Regions from separate parts of the Homo sapiens genome. Here region 1 is linked to region 2. The links are chromatin loops, found by intact Hi-C in ENCODE. Cell type or tissue: PC-9. All regions are shown on one strand. Links, peaks and the distances in the headings refer to the core of each region. The heading gives the core; the rest is flanking DNA.

Region 1 (10,298 bases), core at 964-8,963, 120 kb after region 2:
AACAGGCCGAGTGTGGTGGGTCACGCCTGTAATCCTAGCACTTTGGGAGGCCAAGGTGGGCGGATCACTTGAGGTCAGGAGTTCGAGAGCAGCCTGGCCAACATGGTGAAACCCCGTCTCTACTAAAAATACATAAATTAGCCGGGCGTGGTGGCGGGCACCTGTAATCCCAGCTACTTGGGAGGTGGAAGCTCAATAATAGCTTGAACAGCTGGGTGCGGTGGCTCACACCTGTAATCCCAGCGCTTTGGGAGGCCAAGGCAGGCAGATCACGAGGTCAGGAGATCGAGACCATCCTGGCTAACATGGTGACACCCCGTCTCTACTAAAAATACAAAAAATTAGCCGGGCGTGGTGGCGGGCGCCTATAGTCCCAGCTACTCGGGAGGCTGAGGCAGGAAAATGGCGTGAACCCAGGAAGCAGAGCTTGCAGTGAGAGGAGATCGCGCCACTGCAGTCCAGCCTGGGCGATAGAGCAAGACTCCGTCTCAAAAAAAAAAAAAAAGAATCACTCGAACCCAGGAGGCAGAAGTTGCAGTGAGCTGAGATGGCACCACTGCACTCCAGCCTTGGCAACAGAGTGAGATTCTGACTCAAAAAAAAAAATTAAATAAATAAAGAACGAACTTAAGTAAAACAAATTTATTTGGTGTGTGGGAATTTTTTTTCAATTTTTAAAAAATTGATTAAAATTTTTTTTGGTTTAAATTTAGTTAGGTATTATAAGTAAGGGAATTACTAAAAGGGCAATAATTTTTTTTTCTTTCTTTTTTTTTTTTGAGATGGAGTTTCACTCTTGTTGCCCAGGCTAGATAGAGTGCAGTGGCGTGATCTCGACTCACTGCAAACTCCACCTCCTGGGTTCAAGCGATCCTCCTGTCTCAGCCTCCTGAGTAGCTGGGATTACAGGTGCCCACCACCATGCCCAGCTAATTTTTTATATTTTTAGTAGAGATGGGGTTTCACCATGTTGGCCAGGCTGGTCTTGAACTCCTGACCTCAGGTCATCCACCCACCTCAGCCTCCCAAAGTACTGGGATTATAGGTGTAAGTCACCACTCCCAGCCAATATATGTTTTTCACGACAGACTAGTATATCAGTTTTAGTTTTTTTTTGTTTTTTTTTTTTCCTGTGGATAAATGGTAGCACTAATCCACAACTTTGAAGTCAGTTCTCCTGGAAAAAAAAACTTTTTATTCCTCGCCCTAGTGGTGATTGAGACTAATGACGAGTTTGCTGTTTGTTTCATGTTGGCAAATATGTATGTAAGGGAAAATGAAGGAAAATGTCCAGACATTTTATTTATTTATTTTTTATATTTTTGAAATGGAGTTTCGCCCTTGTTCCCCAGGCTGGAGTGCAATGGCGCGATATTGGCTCACTGCAACCTCCACCTCCCAGGTTCAAGCGATTCTCCTGCCTCATCCTCCCAAGTAGCTGGGATTACAGACATGCACCACCAGGCCTGGTTAATTTTGTATTTTTTAGTAGAGATGGAGTTTCTCCATGTTGGTCAGGCTGGTCTCAAACTCCTGACCTCAGGTGATCCACCCACCTTGGCCTCCCAAAGTGTTGGGATTACAGGCGTGAGCCACCGCGCCCAGCCAGACATTTTAGATCAGTGGATTTTATTCCTATGAAGGGAATAATGAAGAACTACCTAGCTGGCATCAGAGTGTTTGGCACTCACACCACTGATAGAAGCAAATGGGATGACATAGCCATTAGATGACAAAGAAAAACCCATAGTTGTTGTGGCCTCCCCTGCTCGGCACCCTCTTCCCTCAGAAGTACAAAGAACAGACCAAAAAAAAGTTTGACATTTTTCCACCTGTTCCTCTAGTCTTTTTGTGTGCTTAAAAAAAAAGTGACAATTACGATATGTGTAAGCAATTTTATGTCATGATTTTCACTTTACATTAGAATGTAAACATTACTCTATGTTATTAAAAAAAAAAAACCCTGTAAACTTATTTTGAAATTGTTGGGCTGGGCAAGGTGGCTCCCACCTGTAATCCCAGCACTTTCGGAAGCCAAGACAGGCAGATCACTTGAGCCCAGGAATTGGAGACTACCCTGGGAAACATGGCAAAACACCATCTCTACAAAAAATTAGCCAGGCATGGTGGTGTGCGGCTGTAGACCCACACCCTCTCCTACTTGGGAGGCTGAGGTGGGAGGATCACCTGATCCTGGGGAGGTCAAGGCTGCAGTGCCATGATTATGCCACTGCATTCCAGTTTGGGCGACAGAATAAGACCCTGTCTCAAACAACAACAACAACAACAACAACAACAACAACAACAAAAATAGTTGGATTTCACCTATTGTTGAATTTTAGGTTGCTTCATTCTTTATTCTGTTATGAATAGGGACACAGTTACTTGTAAATAATGCTTTGTTTTTGCATTTTGGATTATTTCCTCAGGATGGATTCTCAGAAGCAGAATTACTTGGTCAAAGGGTTTGAAGATTTTAAGGATTCTTTTCCCCTCCTTTTTAAGACAGGGTCTCGCTCTGTCGCCCAGGCTTCCTTGCAGTGGCGCAATCTCAGTTCATGGTTTTTTTTTTTTTTTTTTTTTGACACAGAGTCTTGCTATGTCGCCAGGCTGGAGTGCAGTGGCGCAAACTCGGCTCACTGCAACCTCCGCCTCCTGGGTTCAAGCGATTCTCCTGTCTCAGACTCCTGAGTAGCTGGGATTACAGGCGTGCACCACCACACCCGGCTAATTTTTGTATTTTTAGTAGAGACAAGATTTCACCATGTTGTCCAGGATGGTCTCCATCTCTTGACTTTGTGATCTGCCCGCCATGGCCTCCCAAAGTGCTGGGATTACAGGCGTGAGCCACCACGCCTGGCCAATCTCAGTTCACTTTATGGGGCCAATGTGTGAGGGTCGCTTGAAGTCTGGGAGTTTGAGACCACGCTGGGCAACAAACATTGTGTGACTTCATCCCTACCAAAAATACAAAAACTAGCTGGCTGTGGTGGCAGGTGCCTGTGGTCCCAGCTACTTGGGAGGCTGAGGTGGGAGGATCGCTGGAGCCTGGGAAGTTGAGCCTGCAGTAATCTGTGATTGTGCCACTGTACTCCAGCCTAGTGACAGAGTCAGACCCTATCTCCAAAAGAATTTTATTTTTTTAAAAAGGAAGCTGATCAGATCTACCCTCTCTGATTCAGCAGTCTCTCTGCTTTCTGGTCCAGCTGGAGAGTAGGGCATTCTAGATAACAGGGAATTCATATCTGTGCCACAGAGCACACACTTTTTTTTTTTTTTTTTTTTGAGACGGAGTCTCGCACTGTTGCCCAAGCTGGAGCGCAGTGGATCTTGGCTCACTGCAACCTCTGCCTCCCGGGTTCAAGAGATTCTCCTGCCTCAGCCTCCCAAGTAGCTGGGATTACAGGCGCCCGCCACCATGCCCAGCTAATTTTTTGTATTTTTAGGAGATACGGGGTTTCACCATGTTGGCCAGGCTGGTCTTGAACTCCTGACCTCATGATTCACCTGCCCCGGTCTCCCAAAGTGCTGGGATTACAGGCATGAACCACTGCACCCAGCCTACACTTTTTTTTCTTTGGAAATAGAGTCTCGCTCTGTCACCCAGGCTGGAGTGCAGTGGTGTGATCTCAGCTCACTGCAACCTCCGCCTCCCGGGTTCAAGCAATTCTCATGCCTCAGCCACCTGAGTAGTTGGTATTACAGGCATGCACCACCATGCCCAGCTAATTTTTTGTTTTTTTAGTATAGAGTTTTCACCATGTTGGCCAGGCTCACCTCAACTCCTGGCCTCCGCCTGCCCTGGCCTCCCAAAGTGCTGGGATTACAGGTGTGAGCTACCGTGCCCAGCCAGTTCATGCGTTTTTGAAAAGTTAATTGAATAGATGATAAAATGTACATGTTCATGAGATATTTATAAACTTTATTTGTTTATTTTTTTTCTGGAGACAGAGTTTCACTATGTTGTACAAGCTGGCCTTGACCTCCTGAGCTCAAGTAATCCTCCTGCCTTAGCCTCCCAAGTAGCTGAGACTACAGACCTGAGCCACCATCCTGGCTAGTTATGGGATATTTAGAGGAAAAAAAGACGCCTTTATGTTGCAAATGAGGAAGCCTTGGCCTAGAGAGATTGATGTTTGCCAAAGTCAGATAGTAACCTAGTGGTAGGTCAGGGTCTAGAATTCAGTGGGACTAGATTGAAGGTCTCTGAATGTTCTTCAGGATCTCTGATGCCTTAAGACTGTTTTTACAAACGTTAGGCCGGGCATGGTGGCTCACACCTGTAATCCTAGCACTTTGGGAGGCCGAGGTGGGTGGATCACTCGAGATAAGGAGTTCAAGACCAGCTTGGGCAACATAATTTTCTACTAAAAATACAAAAACTAGCCGGGCATGGTGGCGTGCATGTGTAATCCCAGCTACTTGGGAAGCTGAGGCATGAGAATTGCTTGAACCCAGGAGGCGGAGGTTGCAGTGAGCTGAGGTCGTACCACTGCACTCCTGGGTGACAGACTGAGACTCTGTCTCAACAACTACAAATGTTATTGTGCTGTCACTGATATGAAGGTGGGCCTGTTACCAGAGAATTCTGATGGACGGGCAGGAGCAGAACCCTCACCTGAACCATCACCTGTGATTTGTGGCATTTGCAGGGGAGGCTCTGCAACAGCCCAGGGATTGTGTCTTGTGAAACTGCGCTTCAACTGCGGGTTTCTTCTACCTCTGAAAATCTCCCAAGAGCACTTTTATAATCATGAAATCTAAACTTAGAAACTAAAAATACTCTTAGAGATCTTATAGCTCAGTCCTTTCATTTCTTAGCCAGGGAAGACCTAGAGAGTCCACTGCCCAAGCCAAAGCCACACAGTTTAATAGTGCACTCTTCACTCTGTCAAGCCACCGGCAGGGACCTTCTGCATCACCCAGCTGTCACTGGGACTCTACCAGGTAAGGATCCTTGTGGGCTGGAAACTGGTGGTGGAGCGGGGGTGGGGGTGGGTTCTGGCACCCTCTGCTGGTGCAAAGGGGTCAGTGCAACTCTAGGAATGGCTTAGGGAGTAGGGAACAGGTCCTCTGGATGGGCTGGTGGGCTTTTGGTTCTGTCAAGAACTTGAGCAAACTGATGTGTTTGTGTCCACCCCGCTCCCCCTACCTCCAAAAAACCCGTGCAATTCAGGATGAGTGTGGAACCTGTTTCTTCTGAAATCTATAATGCAGAGTCCAGAAATAAAGATGATGGAAAGGTACACTTAAAATGGAAAAGTGAGTATAAAGTCATGGGTTTTATTAGACAAAATGAAATTTAAAGTATATTTCTAATGTGGTTGATATTTCTAAGTACACAACCTGTGTTGCACATTTAGAACCATAGCAATGTCCTTCTGAATTTTTTTCTTTTATTATATTTCATTTTAAAAGCAGGGCCCTTCTGACTACAGACTTCAGAAGGGAAATGCTTTTTTTTTAATTTCTAGACTTTATAGGAAATATTTCTAATATATAAATGTATATTGTATAAGAAATGTAACAAAACAGTGCACAATACAATAAGTCCTCACCTTATTCTGTTAATAGGAAATGACAATGACTTTAAGCAAACTACGACTTTAAGCAAAACGATGTATAACAAAACCAATTTTACCATGGGCTAATTGATGTAAGCAAGAGTTAAGTTCCTATAGCATATTTCTGGTCACAAATACATCACCATACTTCTAAATAAAGACCAAGACACTTCTAATATTAAACATTGAAATAAATGTGAGCTATGTACACATTTAAGAGAGATTAATAAAAACAAGTAAGATAAGTAATTACCTGTTTATTCTAGTTCAGGGTCACAGGTGGCTGGAACCTATCCTGGCAACTCAGGGTACAAGGAGGGAACCAGCCCTAGACAGACACCATTCCATTGCAGAGTGTACTCACACACTCCCACTCACACAGACTGGGGCAACTTCAACACACTAGTTCACCTAACGTGCACATATTTAGGATGTGGGAGGAAACCGGACTACCTGGAAAAAACCCATGCAGATGCGGGGAGAACATGCAAGTGCCACACAGACAGTGGCCCCAGCTGGGAATTGATTGTTTTTTTTTTTTCTCATCAGAGTTACAATGAAACAATGTTGAATAAAATGACATTATTTGAGGAACTGCTACATAGATATTTACTATATAACATTATAAAAGTGGAGAGTATGCAGTGTCACTCTCATATCCTGTGGGCATTATTCTTTGTATCAGTTTTCTCTTACAGGCTTAAAGGATATAATGTCTATTTTTAATACTAGTCGTAAGTGACATTAGCAGAAGTGTTTGACAACATTTGAAATGAAAACATGCATATATGTATGCATTCCAAAAATATGAGCTCAGTGTAGTCTGGAAAGACTAGACAAACTCAAATAGAATACTTTCTATTATTACACACTAAGAACTATAGATGTCATTTTTCCTGTTAAAACTTCACAGGAAGAGGGTCTATCTGTAAGTTGTTTGCTGCCTTTCACCCTGGAAGTAAGCAACAAGGGCTGTTGTTTGGGATAACTGACTGAAATTCCCTTCTCTCTCTCTGTCATCAATTCTCCCCTGACCTCCCATTCAAGCCAAACAGGGCAAGCTAAGGATGATGCAACTGTAAAAAGGCAATTGTTACACTATGAGTTATAATAGTATTATGTATTTCTTTTAGATGAAAGCCTGTGTTTCCAGTGTTTACAGTGATGTTTTAAATGCTGCTTTCTCTTATGCACAGTGGAGGTGAAAGAAATGGCAAAGAAAGCAGCTACTGGACAGCTCACAGTACCTCCTTGGCATCCTCAGAGTAGTCTGACTTTAGAGAGCGAGGCTGAAAATGAGCCCGACGCCCTGCTGCAGCCCCCCATTAGGAGCCCAGAAAACACGGATTGGCAGCGAGTTATTGAGTATCATAGGGAAAATGATGAGCCCAGAGGAAATGGCAAGTTTGACAAGACGGGCAACAATGACTGTGACAGTGACCAGCATGGCAGACAGCCCAGGCTTGGAAGCTTCACCAGTAAGTTCACTTGCGGGAATCAGGATAGGTGAACTCAATCAAGTATCAGTCGGGCGAGGTGGCTCAGCCTGTAATTCCAGCACTTTGGGAGGTGAGGCGAGCGGATCACCTGAGCCCAGGAATTTGGGACCAGCCTGGTCAACATGATGAAACCTGGTCTCTACAAAAAAAAAAAAAAAAAAAAAAAAAACATTAGCTGGGCGTGGTGGCACACGCCTCTAGTTCCAGGTACCCAGGAGGCTGAGGTGGGAGGATCACTTGGACCTGAGAGGTGGAGGTTGCAGTGAGCTGTGATCATGAAACTGCACTCCAGCTTGGGTGACAGTGAGACCCTGTCTCAAAATAAAAATAAAAGTAAAAAAAAGTTATCAGCTCTCAAAAAAGTAAACTTTCCAGCATATTTTTTTTGGTTTGGTCCTCTCTCCTTTCCTACTTTTCTGGAAACCTTGAATTCCAGGGGAAGACAGTATAGCCCTATATCTCATTGCATTTCCCACAGGCAAACAGATCCAGACACTGATCAGTTTTTATATTACTGAAACAGGTCCCTTTGTCCAAAGGAAGTAAAATAATCAAATACTGACCCTGGTTTTGGCGAGGAATCGATCCTTCTTTACCTGGGGATAGAGGTAGGCCATCACTGCCTACTGCCCATGTCTCTGCATTGTATTCTAAGCTGAAATTAAATTCTCCCAGAATTTATTTAGAATGTATTCTAAGCTGGCATTAAATTTTTCCAGAGAGTCTATGCTGGAGGAACCTAGAGACACATGACATTTATTGTCATCGGTTTATAGATTTACAGGTTAAAAAAAATGAAGGCTGTATATTTTCAGTTGATAATTTGCTTATAATCAGGGCATGGATATTGTTTCACAGTTGTTTATAAGTTAAAGAAAGATACATCTAAACTTGTCATTTGTCTTAGGCAGAAAATCTATTGGCTTGGGTATTATTTGTATTTAGAATCTGTTTCTTGTCAAGCATCACTCTCGAATGGGTGGGCAGATGATCCAGGGCTGCATTTTGGGGTCAGGCTAAACTAACAGTCTCTACTCTCTGGACTGAACCTAACGTATGGGACATGGCCACTCTTGGCAGAATATGTATACATCTCTTCTTTCATGCCACCTTTATCCTCTTCCATGTTGTCTGAATATCACTGAATGACTTTGACCCTGACTGTGTTACAATCATTAGGTATCAGGCACCCATCTCCCAGACAAAAGGAGCAACCAGAGCATAGTGAAGCCTTCCAAGCAAGTTCTGACACATTGGTGGCTGTAGAGAAATCTTACAGTGTAAGTAATACTGCCTGGAAAGCCAAGTTGAACCCAAAGATCTAATAAGATAGAACTGAGTTATTGTTATGTGTTATGACACCAAAATAATAGCTATAGTAGTTCTTTTTGGCTGGAGCATGTGCCTTCATGTCACTGACATGAATAAAATAATCTTTCCTCCTGTCTGATACTTTTTAAAAAGTCAGTTCAACTCAATGAATTGTGTATCCTGGAGATTGGGAGAGTACAGAAAAGTGTCAGATTCAGCTTTGGCACATGAGTTTCTGGCATAGTTTGCTAAACAAAACTAGGGCAAAGCTCCTTCCCCAGCAGGCGACTGAGGTCAGTTAGGAGTAGGAAAAGCAAGGGCAGGGTTGCTATGAGAGTATCTTCACCTGGAATATCCTCTAAGGGCCAAACTCAGCACCCAGCTCAGTGGAAGTGATGTGTTTGTGCCTGACAACTGCACCTCAGCAGGATCTATATGCGTTTCCACTGCAGTTACAGCCTTGCTTCAGGGCTTTAACACACTCTAGGCCATAGCGCAGCCAGACTAAGAAACCAAAATTTTTTTATTGTCATTGACATGGGATTGCAATCATTTAAAGAATATAGACAGCAATTGAGAATGATACAATATATGAATACAATAGTGATAAAATGTAAGGTCTTTTGACCTATTGTATTTAATCATGGCATATGAACCATTCATAAGATCAACTTATTCTTTCTCGGACTTGAGGGCTGGAAGAACAGTCATATTAACCATACTGGCTGAGCTGGAGAAGCAGGCCTAGGCAGGAAAGTGGGGAATGTCTGCCGGAGGCCAGGACGAATTCAGTTTGATGAGAGGTAAAGAGGAGCAGCTGTTAAGTGCACAGGAAGGGAAGTGTGTGGCAAAAAGCAGTGTCCGAGGAAATTAGTCACAAAATCTCTGCCAAGAGATCACTGAAGGTTGGGTGTAGTGGCTCACACCTATAATTCCAGTACATTGGGAGGCTGAAGCTGGAGGATCGCTTAAAGCCAGGAGTTCAAGACCAGGCTGGGCACCATAGTATGACCCTGCCTACAAAAAAATGTAAAAATCAGCTGAGTGCAGTGGCTCACTCCTGTAATCCCAGCCCTTTGGGAGGCCAAGGTGGGCAGATTGCTTGAGTCCAGGAGTTTGAGACCAGCCTTGGCAACATGGCAAGACCCCATCTCTACAAAAGATACAAAAGTTAGCTGGATATGCTGCATGCCTCTAGTCCCAGCTACTTGGGAGGCTGAAGTGGGAGGATCACCTGAGTCTGGGGAGGTTGAGGCTGCAGTGAGCCATGATCAGGCCACTGCACTCCAGCCTGGGGGACAGAGTGAGACCCTGTCTAAAAAAAATAAAAATTAGTCAGGCATGATAGTGTGCACCTGTAGTCTCAGCTATTCGGGAGGCTGAGGCAGGAGGATCGCTTGAGCCCAGCAGTTCAAGGCTGCAGTGAGCTGTCATTGCGCCACTGTACTCTAGCCTGGGTGGACTGAATGAAACCATGTCTCAAAAAAAAAAAAAAAAAGACTGAAGTGAGCCATTTGTTTGGCCACATAGTAATCAGGTCCTGAATATTGTGAAATAAGCAGGAAAAAAGGGGTGGAGCAGAGATGCTAAAGAAATAAATTTGCAGGCCGGTCGCGGTGGCTCACACCTATAATCCCAGCACTTTGGGAGGCCGAGGTGGGAGGATCACTTGAGGTCAGGAGTTTGAGACCAGCCATGCCAACATGGTGAAACCCCATCTCTACTAAAAATACAAAAAGTAGACAGGTGTGGTGGCACACACCTGTGATCCCAGCTACTTGGGAAGCTGAGGCAGGAGAATCACTGGGACCCCAGAGGCGGAGGCTGCAGTGAGCCGAGATCATGCCACTGCACGCCAGCCTGGGTGACAGAGGAAGACTCTGTCTCAAAAAAAAAAAAAAAGAAATTTGCAGGCCGGGTGTGG
Region 2 (10,298 bases), core at 1,362-9,361:
ACCTCCTTTCCTATATGCTATTTACTGTTCCAGGCATTGGGGATGATATAGTAAATAAGAGAGAAGAATATAGTAAATAAGAGAGAAGGTCCCTGCTCTCTTGGAGGTTATGTTTTAGTGGAGTAAGGGACCATTAATATGCAAACAAACACACAAATAAGGTAATTTCCGATAATTATAAGAAAATGAAACTGGTTGAAGTGATGAAGAACAGGTGAACACTAATAAAAAGCACAAAAATGCAAAAAAAAGTGGCATTATAAAGACTGTGAAAAGGACACTTGTTTACAGTAGAGAGCTGAAATAAAAAGGCAGAACATGACCTTGTTCAACGTCAGCTGGGAATATGTGCACAGGTTGATTCGATTTTTCATGACTCCACACATGACCACTGCTGTGTCCCCCCAATATTCGTAAATTGAAGCCCTATCTCCCAGTGTGACTGTATTTGGAGAGAGGGCCTCTAAGGTAGTAATTAACGTAAAATTAGGTCATGAGAATGACATCCTGATTTGAGAGGATTAGTGTCCTTGAAGAAAAGACACCAAAGAGCTCACTCTTCCTCCTTCCTCCCCATGAGGACACAGCAAGAAGGTGGCCATCTACATGCCAGGGAGAGAGCTCTCACCAGAGACCAATCAGCCAGAACCTTATCTTGAGCTTCTAGTCTCCAGAACTGTAAGAAAATAAAATTTCTGTTGTTCAAGCCACTCAGACTATAGTATTTTTGTTATGGCAGCCTGAGGTGACCACAACAAATTTTAGTATCAAGAAATGAGGTATGGTGGGTTAGGTAGTGAGAGAAGCAAGGTACTACTATAACAAATACCTAAAATGTGGAAGTGATTTTCAAATTGGGTAATAAGCAAAGGCTGGAACAGTTTTGAGGCACATACTGAAAATATGGACATTAAGGGCAATTCTGGTGAGGCTTTTTTTTTTTTTCAGATGGAGTCTCGCTCTGTTGCCCAGGCTGGAGTGCAGTGGTGCGTTCTTGGCTCACTGCAACCTCCACCTCCCTGGTTCAAGCAATTCTCCCGCCTCAGACTCCCTAGTAGCTGGGATTAACAGGCACACGCCACCACACCCAGCTAATTTTTTTGTATTTTTAGTAGAGACGGGGTTTCACCATGTTGGCCAGACTGGTCTTGAACTCCTGACCTCAGGCAATCCGCCCACCTCAGCCTCCCAAAGTGCTGGGATTACAGGTGTGAGCCACCATGCCCGGCTATTCTGGTGAGGATTTATACAGAAATGAGGAACAAGTTACTGGAAACTGAAGGAAAGCTGGTGCTTAGTATAAAGTGGCAAAGAACTTGGCTGTGTTCTAGTATTTTATGGAAGGTAAAACTTGTGAGAAATGAAATTGGCTATTTATCTCAGGAGATTTCTAAGCAAAGTGTAGAGGAAGTGGCTTGGTTTCTCCTAGACCACTTATAGTAAAAATGAAAGAGGAGACAGATGAATTGAAGAAGGAATTGTTCAGCAAGAAGGAACCAGAACTTAGAGATGTAGAAAATTCTCAGCCTATCCATATTGCTAAAAATAAGAAAGCTTGCTCTAGAGAGAAGACCAAAGGTACGGTTGAACAATGACTCTATAAATAGATTATCCATGATGTTAATCAGCCATCTCAGCAGAAGCCAGTGATAGATAAGGGATTATAACAGCAGAAACACTGCTAGTTTGAAGTAAAGAGGACAGAGTAAGTGGGAAAGAATGAACGAAGGCTGTTGGACTTCCTTGATTCCACAAGAGAAAACCATGAGCTACTTGACTGTGAATGTGCCCTATTCCTCAAGAAAAGGAAAGAATGGTGCCAAAGGGGATCACAGATCCTCAGAGCTGTCACTCTTACCATAAGCCCAGGGGGCAATGCTATGTCGTCCTTGGTTTCAGAGGGTGGGGCCCTTGCAGAGAGAGGAAGGGGCAGGGCCACCCCACAGAGCAGTAGGGTGATTCTGCTACTGCAGTGGGCCTGGAAGGCAGAGCATCAAAGCAAAGGATCATTCTTTTTTTAATTATTATTATTTTTTTGAGATGGAGTCTCACTCTGTCACTCAGGCTGGAGTGCAGTGGCATGATCTCATGTCACTGCAATCTCCTCTGCCTCCTGCGTTGAAGTGATTCTTCTGCCTCAGCCTCCCTAGTAGCTGGGACTACAGGCACGCACCACCATGCCCGGCTAATTTTTGTATTTTTAGTAGAGACAGGGTTTCACCATATTGGCCAGGGTGGTCTCAAACTCCTGACTTCGTGATCTGCCTGCCTCAGCCTCCCAAAGTGCTGGGATTACAGGCATGAGCCACCGTGCCTGGCCAGCAAAGGATTATTCTTGAGCCTTATGGTCCAATGAAATTTGCCTTGCTAGGCACCCATAATCCTTTTGGGAATGTTCATCCTATGCATTTCCTACTATTGTATTTTGAAAGCATATAACTTGCCTGATTTCAAACGTTCACAGCTGGAAGGGAATTTCACTTCAGGATGAATTATAACTTGAGTCTCACCAATCTCTGATTTAGATAATATTTAGATGAAGCCTGGGACTTTTAGAGTTGATGATGGAACCGGTTAAGACGTTTGGGGCTGTGTGGATGGAATGGATACAAGAAAAACATGAATTTGGCGGGCAGGTAGGGGGTAGGGGGGCAAGGGGCCAGGGGCAAACTTCTGGGAACTCAATTATGTCCCCTTAAAATTCGTATGTTGAATCCCTAAACCCCAATGTGAATGTATGTGGAGAAAGGACTTCTAAGGAAGTAATCAAATAAGTTCATAAAGATGGGACCCTAATCTAAGATGATTAGCGTCCTTGTAAGAAGAAATATTAGGGGTCAGGCACGGTGGCTCACGCCTGTAATCCCAGCACTTTGGGAGGCCGAGGTGGGCGGATCACAAGATCAGGAGATCGAGAACATCTTGGCCAACATGGGGAAACCCTGTCTCTACTAAAAATACAAAAATTAGCCAGGCGTGGTGGCATGCGCCTGTAGTCCCAGCTACTCTGGAGGCTGAGGCAGGAGAATCGCTTGAATCCGGGAGGTGGAGGTTGTAGTGAGCTGAGATCACGCCATTGCACTCCAGCCTGGGTGACAAAAGCGAAACTCCACCCCCCCCCCAAAAAAAAGAAAAAACACCAGGGAATTCACTCTCTCCTTCTTTTCCTCCCTATCATATGAGGACACAGAGAAAAGATGGCTGTCTGCAAGCCAGGAAGAAAGCCCTTGCCAGAAACTGAATCAGCTAGAACTTTGATCTTGAACTTTTAGGCTCCAGAACTCTAAGAAAATTAATTTCTATTGTATTTATTTATTTAATTTTTATTTATTAATTTTGAGACAGAGTCTCTCTGTCTCCCAGGCTGGAGTGCAGTGTCACGATCTCAGCACACTGCAACCTCTGCTTCCCAGGTTCAAGCGATTCTCCTGTCTCAGCCTCCCAAGTAGCTGGGATCACAGGTGCATGCCAACACACCAGGCTAATTTTTGTATTTTTAGGTAGAGACGGGGTTTTGCCATGTTAGTCAGACTGGGCGACTCAAAAAAAAAATTAATTAATTAATTAAAATAAATAAAATAACAAAGAGATGGCATTTTCCATGCAGAATCTTGGCAAAAATATTCAAAAGGTCAGGATGATGGGTAATAGGCATTCTCATATATTGTCAGTAAGAGTAGAAATTGGTGCAGTCTTTCTGAAGGGCGATATGTGTTCAAGAAAAAATTATTCTAACACTTCTTAAAACAGTAAGGAGACTGTATTCAAGACTATTCTAATAGGGGTATCACAATAGGGGAGAGAGACTGGGTTCAAATCAGAATACAAGGACAACTGGGGATTCACAACCAAGAGCAAGGTGAAGGGGTCAGTGGATGAACAATTACTAACAGTGAGACATCAAGGGTAGGGAAATTCTTGCTAAACTGACCGAACAGGATTCTTACTAATGGCAGGCCAGCCAGGTGAGCAGCCTGGCCAACATGCAAAACCCTGTTTCTACCAAAAATATAAAAAAAAAAAAAAATTAGCCAGGCGTTGTGGCGCATGCCTGTAGTCCCAGCTACTTGGGAGGCTGAGGCAGGAGAATTGCCTTAACCCGGGAAGCAGAGGTTGCAGTGAACCAAGATCACGCCAATGCACTCCAGCCTGGGCGACAGAGCCAGACTCCATCAAATTAAAAAATAAAAAATAAATAAATAAAGGCAAGCCAAGGATTTAAATATCAAAGGTGGGGAATGAGGAACGTGATCAGGTATCAAAGGTGCTCAGACTATCAAATGTGAGAGAATCTCTCTGAACTGACAGCAGGATTCTTTGCTAAGACTGGACTGGGTAGGCCAAAGACAGGATGGGGCCAAGTTCAGTCAAGGAGAATCTTTGTCACTGATAATGTTTACCAAAATTAAAGGGCCAGGCACAGTGGCTCATGCCTATAATCCCAGCACTCTGGGAGGCTGAGGTGGGAGAATCGCTTAACCCCAGGAGTTGACTCCATTTCTACCCAAAAAAAAAAAAAAAAAAAAAAAAAAAGGTGATACATGATGGCACGGTAGCTCAATGTAGCCTTGAACTGCTGGGCTCAAGCAATCCTCCCACCTCAGGCCTGCTCCACCCAGCCCTTGGTAGCTGAGACTACAGCTACACCACACACGGCTAATTTTTTTTTTGGTGGGGACAATGTCTTACTATGTTGCCCAGGCTGGTTTTGAACTACTGGGCTCAAATGATCCTCCCACCATGGCCTCCCTAAGTGCTGGGATTACAAGTATGAGCCACTGCACCTGGCCAATAGTGATCACCTTTGGGGAGAGGCACTAGAAAACAGTAGCACAAGGAAGTTTTTATTTTTCATTTCATACCTTTCTATACAATGTGGTTTGATAGGAGCTATTCCACTATTACTGGAAATGAAACTTCTATATTATTTCAATTTCTTACTCTGAGCATAAACTATATATACATATACATACACAAAACAAATATAAATATAAATAAATTGTAGGTCAAGGAAGGAAGAGATTTTCTCAATTGGCTTTGACTTTGATTTTATGCTACTGTACTGGTTATTTTTTCATGCTTATCAAACACCTCAAAAAATACTTGGTTAGTTACATTTCAGTAGTCTGACTCATACCTTTGAGTGTTCTGAAAGGAAATCTGGAAGAAGATAAACTTGTGCCAGTAACTCTGTGTAGTCACGACAGCGAAAATAATAAATATGAGAAAGAATATTATCAAGAGTGAAATCCTCCAAAGCTTTTCGGTGTTCTGAAACAACAAAACACTCTTAATTAGTTTTACCTGTTTGGATGTATTGGCAATTGTAGAAAAACAATGCTTTTTAATAACAAAATGTTCTCCTTTGGATAACAAAATTCTTTAACTGAAAGATGACAAATTATAGCAAAATTACTATAAACAGTTCATAATTCCTGATCTTTTAATTAAAGTTCTAGGGTACATGTGCACAACGTGCAGGTTACATATGTATACATGTGCCATTTTGGTGTGCTGTACCCATTAACTCGTCATTTATATTAGGTATATCTCCTAATGCTATCCGTCGCCGCCCCCCACCTGATGTCTCTCTTAATCTGTTTAGAGATAAGGTCTCACTCTGACGCCCAGGCTGGAGCACAGTGGCACAATCATAGCTCGCTGCAACCTCGAATTCCTAGGCTCAAGGGATCCTCCTGCCCCAGCCTCCCAAAGCACTGGGATTACAGGCATAAACCACTGTGCCCAGCCACTTGATTTTTTTTTTTTTTTTTTAGATAAAGTCTCACTCTGTCACCCAGGCTGGAGTGCAGTGATGCGATCTTGGCACACTGCAACCTCTGCCTCCTGGGCTCAAGCGACTGTCCTGCCTCAGCCTCTTGAGTAGCTGGGATTACAGTCACTCGCCACCATGCCCAGCTAATTTTTGTATTTTTAGTAGAGACGGGGTTTCACCTTGTTGGCCAGGCCGGTCTTGAACTCCTGACCTCAAGTGATCTGCTCACCTCAGCTTCCCAAATTCACGCCTGGGATTACAGGCATGAACCACCACACCCGACCTGATCTATTATTTTCACATTTTTCCACTGTTTCCTTACATATTAGGCTATGTAAAATTATTTATAAACATATACAACTAGTGTTTTAATGCCTGCCTTTTCATATTTCTAGTCACTGGCTTCATTGAACAGAAGTAACATAATGGAAGTTTCTCTTTCTTGCTTTTTTCTATAGGACTACAAATTAAGAGTTAACGGCAGCCTGGGCAACATGGAAAACCCCATCTCTGCAAAAAATACAGAAATTAGTCAGGTGTGATGGTGTGCAACTCTGGTCGTAGCTACTCAGGAGGTTAAGGTGAGAGGATTGCTTGAGCCTGGGAGGTCAAGGCTGCAGTAAGCAATGATAGCGGCACTGTACTCCAACCTGGGTGACAGAATGAAAACTCTGTCTCAAAAAAAAAAACAAAAAAATAAAACACAGTTAGAAAAAATGTTCAAATGAAGCATTTTTTCTCTTGAATGCTATAGTATAATTTGATATTTAACTGGCAACAATTATATAAAATCTTTCTTAGATTGGATGTTTAAAACAAACAGTTTGAGGCTGGGCGTGGTGGCTCACACTTGTAATCACAGCACTTTGGGAAGCTGGGTGGATCACTAGGTCAGGAGTTCAAGACCAGCCTGGCCAACATGGTAAAACACATCTCGACTAAAAATATAAAGATTAGCTTGGTGTGGTGGTGCATGCCTGTAATCCCAGGTACTCGGGAGGCTGAGGCAGGAGACTGGCTTGAACCCGGGAGACGGAGGTTGTAGTGAGCTGAGATCCCGCCACTGCACTCCAGCCTGGGCGACAGAGCAAGACTCTGTCTCAGAAAAAAAAAAAAGTTTGATTTTGCACATATTTCAGAGAGAAACCAATCAGTTACTGCATTTTTTCTTTTTCATTTTTTTGAGACGGAGTCTTGCTCTGTCCTCCAGGCTGGAGTGCAGTGCCGTGATCTCAGCTCACTGCAAGCTCTGCCTCCTGGGTTCATGCCATTCTCCTGCCTCAGCCTCCCCAGCAGCCGGGACTACAGGCGCCCGCCACCATGCCAGGCTAATTTTTTGTATTTTTAGTAGAGACGGGGTTTCACCATGTTAGCAAGGATGGTCTCGATCTCCTGACCTCGTGATCTGCCTGCCTCTGCCTCCCGAAGTGCTGGGATTACAGGCAGTGAGTCACCACACCCGGCCAGTTACTGCATTTTAAAATGCACTTAGCCAGGCGTGGTGGCTCACGCCTGTAATTCTAACACTTTAGGAGGCCAAGGCACGCAGATCTCTTGAGCCCGTGAGTTCAAGACCAGCCTGGGCAACATGGTGAAACTCCGTCTCTACAAAAAATGCAAAAAAAATTAGCTGGGCATGGTAGTGCCCACCTGTAGCCCCAGCTACTTGGGGGGCTGAAGTGAGAGGATCACCTGAGCCCAGGGAGGTCAAGGCTGCAGTGAATTGTGATCATGCCACTGCAATCCGGCCTGGATGACAAAGTGAGACCCTGTTTCACAAAAAGTAAAATATTAAAAATAAATAAAATGTACTTAAATATTAACACTGAAAAAACAAGAAGCTATATTTTAAAATAGAAAACATTTCCTATTGCAAATAGACACTTAGCAGAGTCAAATTTTCACCAAAACAATGACAATTTAATCTCATATCAATCATTTAAAAACTTTAGGCCAGGTGTGGTGGCTCACGCCTGTAATCCCAGCGCTTTGGGAGGCTGAGGTGGGCAGATCATGAGGTCAGGAGATCGAGACCATCCTGGCTAACATGGTGAAACCCCATCTCTACTAAAAATACAAAGTCAGCCAGGCGTGGTGGCGGGTGCCTGTAGTCCCAGCTACTTGGGAGGCTGAGGCAGGAGAATGGCGTGAACCCAGGAGGCAGAGCTTGCAGTGAGCCCAGATCGCGCCACTGCACTCCAGCCTGGATGATGGACTGAGACCCCATCTTAAAAAATAAATTAATTAATTAAAATAAAAATAAAAACTTTATATCCTAGTGCTACACCTACTCTAGTTACAGTAAGGTTTTAAGACACTATTACAAACACACATTGTGAAATAGGTAGCTTTAAGGTATAAGGGAAGAAAAACTCCTTTTCCTGCCACCCTCTTAGGTTTCTTGGCTGGAGCCCTGTAAATCGGACTGACAAAAGATGGATTAACAAGAGAAAGAGTTTATTAATTGTGCATAGTGCATGTAACAACACAGGGGAGTCCAGAGATTAGTAACTCAAAAGTTTGGTTAGATTTGGAGCTGGGCACAGGTGTTCACACTCATAATCCCAGCACTTAGGGAAGCCGACGTAGGAGGATCACTTGAGGTCAGAAGTTTGAGACCAGTCTGGCCAACATGATGAAACTCTGTCTCTACTAAAAATACAAAAATTAGCCAGGTATGGTGGCACGTGCCTGTATTCGCAGCTCCCAGCTACTCAGGAGGCTGAGTCAGGAGAATCGCTTGAACCTGGGAGGTGAAGGTCGCAGTAAGCCAAGATTGCGCCACTGCACTCCAGCCCGGGCGGTAGAGCCAGATTCTGTCTCAAAAAAAAAAGATTTGAGCTTATCGTCCCGAAGGTACAGTAAATTTTTAGAGAAGTAACAAGACAAAGGAAAAGGACCCTAAGTCTCTAAAGGCAGCAAATATTGAAACTAACTGGAGATAAAAGATAGCTAGTAAAATTTGTTATGTACGCTGATAATGGTCTAAAGTTGTCTGTGGTGATTAACTTTTGTCTTCCTGTAAGAGAGGGAAGATGGAACTCTTCTGTGCATTTATGTCCTGTTTTTAGGAAGGGCAGACAGATTTATCTGTTTCTTTTCAATTGCCTTCAGCTCAAAATAATCCTTATGCCAAAGTGGCATATTTCAGGGTGGCATATTCTGCTAGGGTCCAAAGGGCTTTCAGTAACCATGCTGGTCATCAGCGAAATGGGACACTTAGTACCTCCATGAAAAAAAAAAATCCAGCTGACTACACTCATTTAAAGGAAATATACTCATTTAAAGGAAATCTTATGAAAAGCATTTTTTTTAAAACTTTTATTGGAAAGAATAAAGACCGCACATCCAAAAAATAAATAAAACAAAGAAAAAGAAAACAATAGGCCGGGCGCTGTAGCTCATGCCTGTAATCCCAGCACTTTGGGAGGCCGAGGCGGGAAGATCACAAGGTCAGGAGTTCGAGACCAGCCTGGCCAGCATGGTGAAACTCCATCTCTGCTAAAAAAACAAAAAATTAGCCGGGCATTGTGGCACATGCCCGTAGTCCCAGCTACTCAGGAGGCTGAGGCAGGAGAATTGCTTGAACCCAGCAGGCAGAGGTTGCAGTGAGCTGAGATCATGCCACTGCACTCCAGCCTGGGTGACAGAGCGCAACTCCATCTTAAAATAAATAAATAAATAAGAAAACAGTCAACCCATAAGCCATTTAATTTATAAGTAATTGAAAGAATAAGAACTTGAATATAAATTTCCTTTTTTTTTTTTGAGAAGGAGTTTCACTTTTGTCGCCCAGAATGGAGTGCAGTGGCACGATCTCGGCTCACTGCAACCTCCGCCTCCTGGGTTCAAGCGATTCTCCTGCCTCATCCTCCTGAGTAGCTGGGATTACAGGTACCTGCCACCATGCTCGGCTAATTTTTTGTATTTTTAGTACAGACGGGGTTTCGCCATGGCTCCTGACTTCAGGTGATCCGCCCGCCTCGGCCTCCCAAAGTGCTGGGTTTACAGGAATGAGACACTGCACCCGGCCTATAAATTATCTTTCAAAAAACTGTTTAAGGCTGGGCGTGGTGGCTCACGCCTATAATCCCAGCACTTTGGGAGGCCGAGGTGGGCAGATCACCTGAGGTCAGGAGTTCAAGACCTGACTTGCCTATATGGTGAAACCCCCTCTCTACAAAAAATACAAAAATTAGCTGGGTGTGGCCGGGTGCGGTGGCTCATGCCTGTAATCCCAGCACTTTGGGAGGCCAAGGCAGGCAGATCATGAGGTCAGGAGATCGAGACCATCCTGGCTAACATAGTGAAACCCTGTCTCTACTAAAAATACAAAAAAAATTAGCTGGGCATGGTGGTGGGTGCCTGTAGTCCCAGCTACTTGGGAGGCTGAGGCAGGAGAATGGCATGAACCCAGGAGGCAGAGCTTGCAGTGAGCCGAGATTGTGCCATTACACTCTAGCCTGGGCGACAGAGTGAGACCCTGTCTCAAAAAAAAAAAAAAAAAAAAAATTAGCTGGGC

The links. Peaks named below come from ENCODE experiments on the same cell type or tissue, not always from the same donor. Only the 100,000 strongest peaks of a DNase experiment are listed, where the experiment ranks them.
Region 1: it touches region 2 in a loop (4-fold over the local background); 38 of 110 quality-filtered maps call a loop at or near these places.

The regions. Positions count from the first base shown.
Region 1 is chr17:58,582,545-58,592,842 of GRCh38, reverse strand. It overlaps TEX14 (testis expressed 14, intercellular bridge forming factor), which reads left to right. Exons shown (of 32, transcript NM_031272.5): 16 at 4,822-4,947; 17 at 5,177-5,262; 18 at 6,761-7,042; 19 at 8,243-8,343. Among named protein-coding and RNA genes, the nearest start is that of SEPTIN4, 43 kb to the right of the region's middle. RefSeq lists a silencer at 4,950-5,039. In PC-9, for the core only: CTCF peaks have their summits at 1,072, 4,841 and 5,044 (motif pointing left); a DNase peak (open chromatin) is centred at 4,952.
Region 2 is chr17:58,698,169-58,708,466 of GRCh38, reverse strand. RAD51C (RAD51 paralog C) reads right to left here. Exons shown (of 9, transcript NM_058216.3): 4 at 5,138-5,271. Among named protein-coding and RNA genes, the nearest start is that of RAD51C, 11 kb to the right of the region's middle. RefSeq lists an enhancer at 1,256-1,305 and silencers at 5,042-5,242, 8,234-8,402. In PC-9, for the core only: no CTCF peak of the experiment used is centred there; DNase peaks (open chromatin) are centred at 3,916 and 5,126; H3K27ac peaks cover 2,280 bases.